Linked DNA regions of Homo sapiens: region 2 is linked to region 1. A link is an interaction called in ENCODE POLR2A ChIA-PET data of the cell type or tissue named here. Cell type or tissue: OCI-LY7. All regions are shown on one strand.

Evidence for each region. Peaks named below come from ENCODE experiments on the same cell type or tissue, not always from the same donor. Only the 100,000 strongest peaks of a DNase experiment are listed, where the experiment ranks them.
Region 2: POLR2A ChIA-PET joins it to region 1 with 6 read pairs; 2 of 35 experiments call an interaction of 5 or more read pairs at or near these places.

The regions. Positions count from the first base shown.
Region 1 is chr16:12,617,407-12,622,406 of GRCh38, forward strand. No RefSeq gene overlaps it. Among named protein-coding and RNA genes, the nearest start is that of SNX29-AS3, 8.8 kb to the left of the region's middle. In OCI-LY7, CTCF peaks have their summits at 2,942 and 3,147; DNase peaks (open chromatin) are centred at 2,325 and 2,935.
Region 2 is chr16:12,289,080-12,294,079 of GRCh38, forward strand. The region is part of intron 15 of SNX29 (sorting nexin 29); the gene reads left to right. Among named protein-coding and RNA genes, the nearest start is that of SNX29-AS2, 81 kb to the right of the region's middle. In OCI-LY7, no CTCF peak of the experiment used is centred here; DNase peaks (open chromatin) are centred at 742, 1,272, 3,122 and 3,492; H3K4me3 peaks cover 2,334 bases; H3K27ac peaks cover 5,000 bases.

The DNA.
Region 1 (5,000 bases):
CCAGGCCACAGACCAAGAAACGTTCGTGGCCCATTAGGAGCAGGTGACACAGCAGAAGGTAAGCAGCTGGCGAACAAAGCGTCTGTATTTACAGCTTCTTCCCATTGGTCACATCACCACCTGAGCTCTGCCTGTCCATCAGTGGCAGCATTAGATTCTCACAGGAGAATGAACCCCTATTGTGAACTGCGCGTGTGAGGGATCTAGATTGCGTGCTCCTTCTGACAAGGTAACTAATGCCAAATGATCTGTCACTGTCTCCCACCTCCCACCTCCAGATGGGGCCGTCTAGTTTCAGGAAAACAAGGTCAGGGCTCCCACTGATTCTACATTATGGTGAGTTGTGTAGTTTCATTATTATGTCATAATTTTAAAGTACACGAGAAATGTAAGGTGCCTGAACCATCTCCCAAACTGTCCTCCCCTCCCACCAACCCCATCTGTGGAAAAACTGTCCTCCACACAACCGGTTTCCTGTTGCCAGAGTTTGCTGACTGCCAATCTACAATGTATGTGCTTTAGAGAACACCCCTTTTGTTTTTTACATTGGCTGAAACTGGTCAAGAAAATAGGCTTCTCTCCCCAAGGCCTCCCCATTTCCCAAGAAAATGAGATACTAATCAAAAAGTGGATATAAATAAGCAATTCACAGAAAATGCACTCACTGACCATATGAAAAGATGTTCACCTCATCAGCAATCAGGGGGCTATAGGTTAATGAAGTATTTCTAGCTATTAAATCACCAAAAGCTTAAATATGATCAGGTGTTCTCACACCTCACTTGTGGTCCAATTCCTATAACCGTTTTGGAGAAAATTTTGACAAAGAAATATGTGCATGCCCCAAGATGGAGCCACCATCAGTATCTCCGCTTGAAAAGCATTTACCCAAACATCAAGATGGCCTGGCCAGGGGCCTGAGCTGTGTGTAGTAAAGAAAAACAACAGGAAACCACCCAGATCGCGTCCAATTGATAGGATGGTTGTGTAAACTTTTATATATTTGGACCATAATAAACCAAGCAGTTAGAAAATTTCTCCGAGTATACTGATACAGCTGAGCTGCAAGCAGCGAAAAAACCAAGTTGCTGAATGATATGTACATGATACAGTTTATACCTAACAGTTGCTGAAAGCATAGATGTTAACGCATAGGAAAGGCCTGGGAAAGTGCACATGAAACTGAACAAGATCTGCCCCAGGGAAGGGGGAAGGAGACTGAGTCCTAGAATCATGGTAGGTGGTCATGGTACAGTGGGTAGCTAGTCAGACATGAGCAGGGAAGCAGCAGCCCCCATCCCCCCACCACCACCAGGAATGCCAGGGCACTACCAGGTCATGTTCTGGCAGTTGTTAATGGTCTGAAATAATTGGTCTCAGCCAGTGCCAGGGAAAGGCAGGCTTACAACAGATAGACACACCTGAGGGCGAGCACAGTTGCTCATGCCTGTAATCCCAGTTTGGGAGGCCGAGGTGGGTGGATCATGAGATCAAGGGTTTGAGACCAGCTTGGCCAACATAGTGAAACCCCGTCTCTGCTATAAATACAAAAATTAGCCAGGCATGGTGATGAACTCCTGTAGTCCCAACTACTCGGGAAGCTGAGGCAGGAGACTCGCTTGAACCCAGGAGGCAGAGGTTGAGGTGAGCTGAGATTGTGCCACTGCACTCCAGCCTGGGAAACAGAGCAAGAATTCGTCTCAAGAAAAAAAAAAAAAAAAAAAAAAAAAAAAAAAAAAAGACACCCTAAACTGGTCATCAACAGCTTACCAGTAAGATCTCAGGAGCTGGGCAAGTGGGCTCAAACATGCAGAGAGGCAAAATAGCAGAGTTTTAAACACTCGACTGGTAAGAGAAGAACACCTCAAGTGGGCTTGTGCACAGCTTCAGTAAGCACACTGGGCATGCTCCACTCCTAAGTGCTGACAGGCCCTGCACATGTGGACAGCCCACCCCAAGGGAAAAAAAAAATCAGGAAAGGGACCCAAGACCCCAGAAGCATGCCAACATACAAACCCATGTCAAAGATCAGCCAGTGCCCATCATCTCTCAAGTCACCCACTTGGCCTCCTTCCAAGTATACTTTACCTTCCTTTCATTCCTGCTCTAAAACTTGCCTTGGGCTTTCCTTCCACCATATGCCCCCTGGGTCAAATTCTTCTGGCTAGGTGCTGTCTCATGCCTGTAATCCCAGCACTTTGAGAGGCGGGTGGATCACTTGAGGCGAGGAGTTTGAGACCAGCCTGGCCAACCTGATGAAACCGTCTCTACTAAAAATACAAAAAATTAGCCAGGCACAGTGGCATGCACCTGTAGTCCCAGCTGCTGAGGCGGCTGAGGCAAAAGAATCGCTTGAACCGGGGAGGCAGAGGTTACAGTGAGCTAAGATCACGCCACTGCACTCCAGCCTGGGCAACAGGCTGGACTTTTTTTTTTTTTTTTTTTTTTTTTGACTCCTACCACCTCCCCCCACCCAAAACAAAAAAAAAAACCAAACACCTTCTGCAGGTGTTTACATTTGCTGCTATTAAAAGACTTTAGTCACACCAACAATCTTAAAAATCAAGACAAAGGATGAACCAACTGAGTAAAAACCCATTTAAAATAGAAATCTGTTTTGTCCCCCAGCTTTCCCATTAGTTGGATACTTACTTTACACTGCATTCTAAAAGCCCAGATGAGATCATCACCCAAGCAGTAAAAATGAAAGCATCAAAAAGGGTTCCTGAACATAGAGAAAATAGTTTATCTTTAATAAAAACCTTAACTTCTTTGTATCAAATAACAGAAGCCAAAAACCCAAAGGCAGAGAAATCTAGAAGAGCATTAAGTACATATGTAATATAGAAAGTTCTACAAACCAAGGTAGAAAAGACCAAGAATACTGTAATAAAATAGGCACACAATTTCCAGAATTAAACCAATAGACCCAAGAACATGTCTGACCTCACGTGGCAGGGAGAGAAATTAAAACAAATGGTAGAACATTTTTTTGGCTACCAAAATGGTCCAAATGAAAAAATAATGTTGACAAAGTAGGATGAACCATTCCCAGCAGTACTGTCCAAAGAAAATAGATACAAACCATATGTGTATCTTCTAACACTACCAGAACCCATTGCAGAAAGAAAAAGGTGCAATTTTAGTACTATATTTAAACACTATATCAGAAGTATTTCGAGTCACTATAAACATTTACGAGCTATTCACTTTTGGAGGGGTACTAATTCTTTCAAATTTGCCATGTGTCTTAGGCTCCTACTATATCTCAATCCAGATGCAAAATTTTACTACAAATTTAAGTTTCATAAAATTTTCCATTGAGAAGGACATTCATATACTTAAGTTGTTTCCAACATATTTAAGCTTCCCAGTAACAGAATGAGTAACAGGTCTTACAATTTATTCCAGAGTGGTTGAAATACAATTCAATCCAGTTACCTCGGTCACACCAACCTTTTTTGGGAGGTGGTGGTGGTTGTGAAGACAGGGTCTCACTGTCACGCACGCTGTAGTGGCAGGATCACAGCTCACTGCAACCTCCGCCTCCTAGGCTCAAATGGTTCTCCCACCTCAGCCTCTTGGAGTAGCTAAGACCATATGCATGTGCCACCATGCTTGGCTAATTTTTTAATTTTTGGTAGAGATGGGGTTTCGCCATGTTGCCCAGACTGATCTCAAACTCCTGAGCTCAAGTGAATATCCAATCTCAGCCTCCCAAAGTGCTCGGATTACAGGCTTGAGCCACCACACCTAGCCTTGACAACTCTTCAAGTGTATGAAAGCCACCTGTGGCTGGTGGCTGCCATACTGAAGGCTACAGTTCTAGAATAAGTGCACCCGCCCAACCCAGGTCCCGGCTACAAGTGGAGGCAGCTCTTTCCAGAGTTTCCCAAACCCTGATATCACCGTGCTGTCTGATCAACATTCCCTGCGATTTCCAGACTCAACCGTCCTGGCCTCATCCACAGGTGCCTTCCAGGCTGCCCTGTTCTTGCTGTGACTTTTGCCATGAGGCACATAGAGCAGTTTAGTCAATTGCTACCCTCTTCAGTTCTCACGCTGTAAATTGTAAACTATGGGAATAAGAATGATACTTAAAGCAACAGGCTCCTTTTACCAAGTAGACTGCATGCTAAATGCTTTGCATCCTTTGTCATTTGTACCCCTTTCTACTTATATGCAGGAAACAAGCTTAGAAAAGGACATCTTAGGGCCTCATTAGTAAGCAAAGAACCACTTGTCCTTGGAACTGGAGCGAACTGGCCCCAAACCCCATGCTCTCCCCCCTTCCTCACAGTTCTGGCCTAATTGGGTGTGCAATCTCCCTCCCCCAGTCACCCACAGTGGCTCCCAGCACTCCTTGGGGATTTGGGTCAGCGGGACACCGCCTAGGACACTGCTTCTCAGACATTAGGCCAAGATAGCACCAAGAAAAAGGAAACCCCCACATGGGAACCTACCCTTCTCTAGGTAAAGAGCTATTGTGCGCGATGCCTTAAATAGATGCTCATTTAATTATCACAGCTATTTCTCAAGTCAGAACTGTCATCACCATTTTACAGAAAACAAGTGAGTCAAAGGCAAACATCTGGGAAGCTGTGGGGCTAGGATTTGGTGGACTGCTACCCCAGCAGAAAACTGGGGATGCAGGGGTGAGTCCCACGAGGCAGGGTTCACCCCATGCCCCTCTTCCCGAGATGATCACAGTACTTGTCTCCAGGGTCTGTGGTCCTACCAGAGTCTAATCCACAGTATGTAAAGCAAGTTTTTTTTTTTTTTTTGGAGAAGGAGTCTCATTCTGTGGCCCAGGCTGGAGTGCAGTGGTACGATCTTAGCTCACTGCAAACTGCACCTCCTGGATTCAAGCAATTCTACCTCAGCCTCCTGAGTAGCTAGGATTACAGGCACCCACCACCACGCCTGGCTTTTTTGTGTTTTTGGTAGAGATGGGGTTTCACCATGTTGGCCAGGCTGGTCTCCAACTCCTGACCTCAGCA
Region 2 (5,000 bases), 330 kb before region 1:
GATAAGGAGGGAGGATGGAAACAGATTCTAGCTGGCGACACGGTTTCTGATGTGAGCACTTACTGGGTAAACAGCCGTGTGTGCTGCCTTGGATGGCAGGCCCCTTCTGATGCCTCTTGTGCTCACTGGATGTTCCCATCTGTTCCTGTGTGCTGGGGTTATCCGCCCATGCAGCAGGAGGAGAAGGGTCCACTACTGGCACTGTCTTCTTCTCAAGGGCTCTTCCTTCTTCCCTCCTCTCCCTTGGCCTCTCAGTTACTGTTTGCATTTGCCTGGGGCATGTTCAGGTGCAGGTCACAATTGTGCCTCTGTGCAGGCATGCTTGCGCCCCTAGCCTTCTAGTGTTTATCCTTGCTGATCTTTTGATTTCTCTCACAGAACCTTGGATACCTCGTTTCCCATTTCCTGGTGAGGTCACCACCCTCTCCGGTGGTGGCGCTGGGCCCTGATCTTTGCTGTTTCTCCACCCCATGTGTTCTGTTTCGCTTCCATTTCTGCTGAAGCCTCATTTCCAGTTGTGCCTCTGATCTGGAAGTCTGGAGTACTTGCGAACGAACAGATGAACTTCCTTAGAGAAACACTTGGAAAATGATCCAATACTCCTTTTTGGGCGATAGATAAAAATACTTGTAATTATAGTGGCTGGTTTTCAGCTTTTCAGACCCACACTATTTTGGGCCTGTTTTATATTTGCCTTCCTCTTTGAGGCGGGAAGTGGCTTCAAGAAGCCACTTCTGGGTCCCCAGAAGGAGTCGTGTGGCCTTGATGGACGCGAGTGAAAGAGATGTAGTCCTGTCAAGGTTGGGCTCAGAGTTCAGTATACACCCGGCGAAGGGGCAGGGCTGTCCTGAATGCTGCATGAGCTCAGCCTGCAGGCAACATAAAGGGCTCGTCACTGGCAGTGTGGAGCTGGAGAAACGGGATACAGCGGGAGTGGAGAACGCTGAGACAGGGCGGAGGGAGGGACTTGTTGCATTTAATGCATGTAGACGGGCAATGACAAACTACTCTGGGCCCAGTCTACTTGGGCCATTTCTTTTTCTGCTTAAAACTTACCAGTGGCTCACTTTAGCATTTAGGTTCCTGTAAAAGTAACATGTTCACATGTTAAAGTAAGCCTTTTTGCTATACTCTTGCCTTCCTCTTCAGTCATGCTTCTTACCTTGCTCTGAGCATGTTTTCCTTTCTCAAATGCACGTGTTCTCACTGCAGACCTTCACACAGGCAGGTGTAAGGTCCCACCTGGAACCCTGTTCTTTTTTTATGAACCCTTTCCTGTCCGTTTTCGCTGGCTGACTTCTGATCTTTCAGATCTCATCCTGGAAGCCTTCTCAAATCACCCCACTGCACTCTTGAAGACTGATTCAGTTTGCCCCAGGTGTCCTGCACGTCCTTTGTGTCACCTCTCCTAATCCTCCTAGTACGGTGTCGTGAATGTGTCCCATTTACCTGTGTTCATCCTTCATGACCTCTGGTACCTGGTTGATGCTTGTATGATTTAATAATTTTTTTGGTTGCAGAATAAAAAAACTTGGCTCAAGCTGTCTGTGACAAAGACTGTGTGATTTATCAAGGTCTGTCTCATTTTTCTTTTTGTAGACACATAGGACAGATGCATTTCCTAGTCTCCTTTATGGGTAGCTTGGGACTGTGTGACTAGTTTTGGCCAGTGGGTTGAAAGTAGAGGTAATGAGTGTTATGCTAGACTGAGGCATAGGAGAGTGGGGATGAGTTTTCTTGGTTCTTGCTCCCCTGCCATGGTGATTCTGGAAGCTTTGTGTTCCATGATGCATAGCTAGAAAATGATACTGACCTGGATCCCTGAGTCACTGCTTGGAGGAGAGTTTCTCTGTTGTGTTGCTGGATCCACTATAGACTTTTTAAGAGCAAGAATTGAATGGTATCTATTCAGCTTGTTATTTACCACTGAGTCGAGCCTGTCGTGGTAATCTCGAGGAAGGTAATCCTTTGGCCTCAGGAAAAGTCTGGCTTTAGCTGTGGCAAATGCTTGATACTTGAGCTGTGTTACGAGGCTCCTGTTTCTCTCTCTTTAGTGCTTTCCTCTTCCCTTTCTGGGTTGACATCATTTTTGGTAGCTGTTATTAGTCCATTGTCACGGTGCTGATAAAGACATGCCCAAGACCGGGAAGAAAAAGAGGCTTAATGGACTCACAGTTCCACATGGCTGGGGAGACCTCACAATCATGGCAGAAGGCAAGGAGGAGCAAGTCATGTCTAACATGGATGGTGGCAGCAAAGAGAAAGAGCTTGTGCAGCCCCTTATACAACTGTCAGATCTCGTGAGACTTGCTCACTGTCACGAGAACAGCACGGGAAAGACCCGCCCCCATCATTCAGTTACCTCCCACTGGGTCTCTCCCACGACACGTGGGAATTGTGGGAGCTACAATTCAAGGTGAGATTTGGGTGGGGACAAAGGCAAACCATATCAGTAGGTTTTCCTCCTCAGGGTCACAGATGGCTGTGATCACCCCTGGGCACATAGTTTTTCTTCCAGGTTCACATTCATAGGAAACAGCAAGAGTCTCTCCATTCTTGTCAAAAACCTTATGTTTACTCTGTAGAGTTAACTTAGGTTCCATTCTCTCTTTTCAGCTGATCACAGGATCTGGCTTGTGCTAAGACAGGGAAGAGCTCCATTGAGACATGGAGAAGGGAGATTGGGGAGAGGGATGGATCCCCAGATGAAAACTGGGACTGTTGCTAGGGGAAGCGGATGCCATGGTGGCAGAAAACCAAGGTTCACTTCAGTGCTCAGTGCATGAATGAATGGATGAGTGAGTGAAGAGTGAGTGAGAGCCAGATCAGTGGATATATTGAAGAATCAGCCCTCTCCCTTGCCTTCGGGTGCTCACAGCCTACTAGTAGAGTTAGCGTCATAAAACAGTAATTTTTAGCAGCAAGCAATCAGTGAATCAAAAGAAGAGGGAAATTGGCGCTGTCAGATCTGCTGGTGGAGGGGTTGTGGTTTGGGGTGTATTAGACAAGATAGTGCAGAAATGTTCATTTCGAAGCTGGGCTTTGCAGGTAGAATAGGACCTTGCCAGTGAGACAGGGTGGGGAAGGGCAGTCCAGATGGCAGGAACAGCAGGTGCGAAGGTTTGGCCACCTGGGCGTGTCAGGTGGCAACTGACTGATAGACCGTAGAGTGAGACAGAGGCAAGACGCCTCCATAGTTCCTTTTTTAGCACTGTTTGTCATTCCTACTAGAGAGAGTCTTTTAGGTTTCAGATGCTACAATTAATGTTTCTTTTTCTGAAAGTGGTAGGATTGGAAAGTTCTCCCTTTTCCTCGTTTTTTCTGTGTCTTGATTCTCCCTAACACAGGTGCATGTGGAGAGCTGCACCTTCCTCCCGTGGCCGCTCTTGGCCTTTGGATAGGAATTTCCTCTTAAGTCCCCAGCCAGTCATTTCAGACCCATTGAGGAAGATAGAGTTTTGTCAGGTCAGTGGTGCTGAGAGGCTTCTGTTTCTTAAAGGTGCTCTTCTAGTTGATTGTAAGGGGCACTGCCAGAAGACTTTCAGCTTGAATGGCTTGTAGCAGTTTGGCTTGGAAGACATCTTGTAAAAAGCGTTGACTCCAGGTGCCCCGCCATTTTAGAAACATCCCCCGATATGTAATAGTGAGACTTAGGACTTTGCTTCTAATAGTGTGATATTCTTGTTTGTTTAATTTGAAGGATCTAAAACCTTCTGTTGCCTCCCTGTTCTCTTCCTCTGTGAGGCTGATACAAGGCACAGTGGCTCTAGTGTTAGTTAAGCTTGTAAGGATCAGAGATTTTACTAACCTTGTTTAAGTTCTTACAGAAGAATTTTTGCTAACGTCCAGCTGAGGAACTTTCTTATGTAGAATAAATCAAAATTTTCACCAGAGTAGTTCACTCTTATTAATGAATGAATAATGAATAGACAAATTATTTAAATCTAAATTAATATAATTGACACCATTTAATAAGCATGTACTATGTGTCAAACATTGCAGGGGCATCATATACATCTTTTTATTACTATACATATATTTTCAAAGAGATGCGGTCTTGCTATGTTGGCCAGGCCAGTCTTGAACTCCTGGCCTCAAGTGATCCTCCCACCTTGGCCTCCGAAAGTGCTGGGGTTATAGGTGTGAGTCACCACGCCTGACCCCATCATATGCATCGTGTCATTTAATCTTCACGACAACCTTGCAAGGTAGGCGGTGGTGGATGCTGAGGCTCAGAAAGGTTGAGTAGAATATCCCGAGTTGCATAGTCAGCAAGTGGCAGAGCTGACGTCTGGACCCAGTTCTGATAACAGCAGTGACTGTGATCCTGCTTTCCTGCTGTTCAGACAGTGTGTTTGTTTCCGAAGATTAGCCAGCCTGCGGTAGAGGTTAAGCTCATCGTTTCTGTTTCCTGACACATTTTATGACTGTCTTCTGGTGGAAGACGTTTCTAAAGCCTGAAAGAGACTTGAAATTGGACTTGGAATGACTTTGAGGTTTTGTAGCTTCTCCTGATTGATTACAGTGCAAATTAACTAAATGAATTATTTAGCTCAACTAATAGCGTGCTTTCATCCAATAGCTTGGTAGAAAGAACATATTGAACATTTTTTACTTAATCCACTTTGGGGGAATATTTGAACAGATTAAAAAAATAAAGTACAAAGGATCTTTTTTATCAATTAATTTTGAGCCATTCTGTTCTTTTGGAAAGCTGCAGATATCTTTCTCAATGATTGTTAAAATCCTTATCAGGCTGGCAAGCTTGCATTCATTCAGTGCTTATACGGTGCCAGGCATATTCCTAAGCACTTTATTTATCTCATGTGATCCTTATAGCTACTCTGTGTGGCGGTATTACTCTCATCCTCGCTATACAGAGGAGGAAACTGAGGTGTGGTGTGCTTACTGATGGTCAGGGTCATGTAGGTGCTCAGATTCCAGACCTGAAGCTCACAGCCACTCTCCGGGGAGGAGAACTTTGAATCCAAACACCAGGA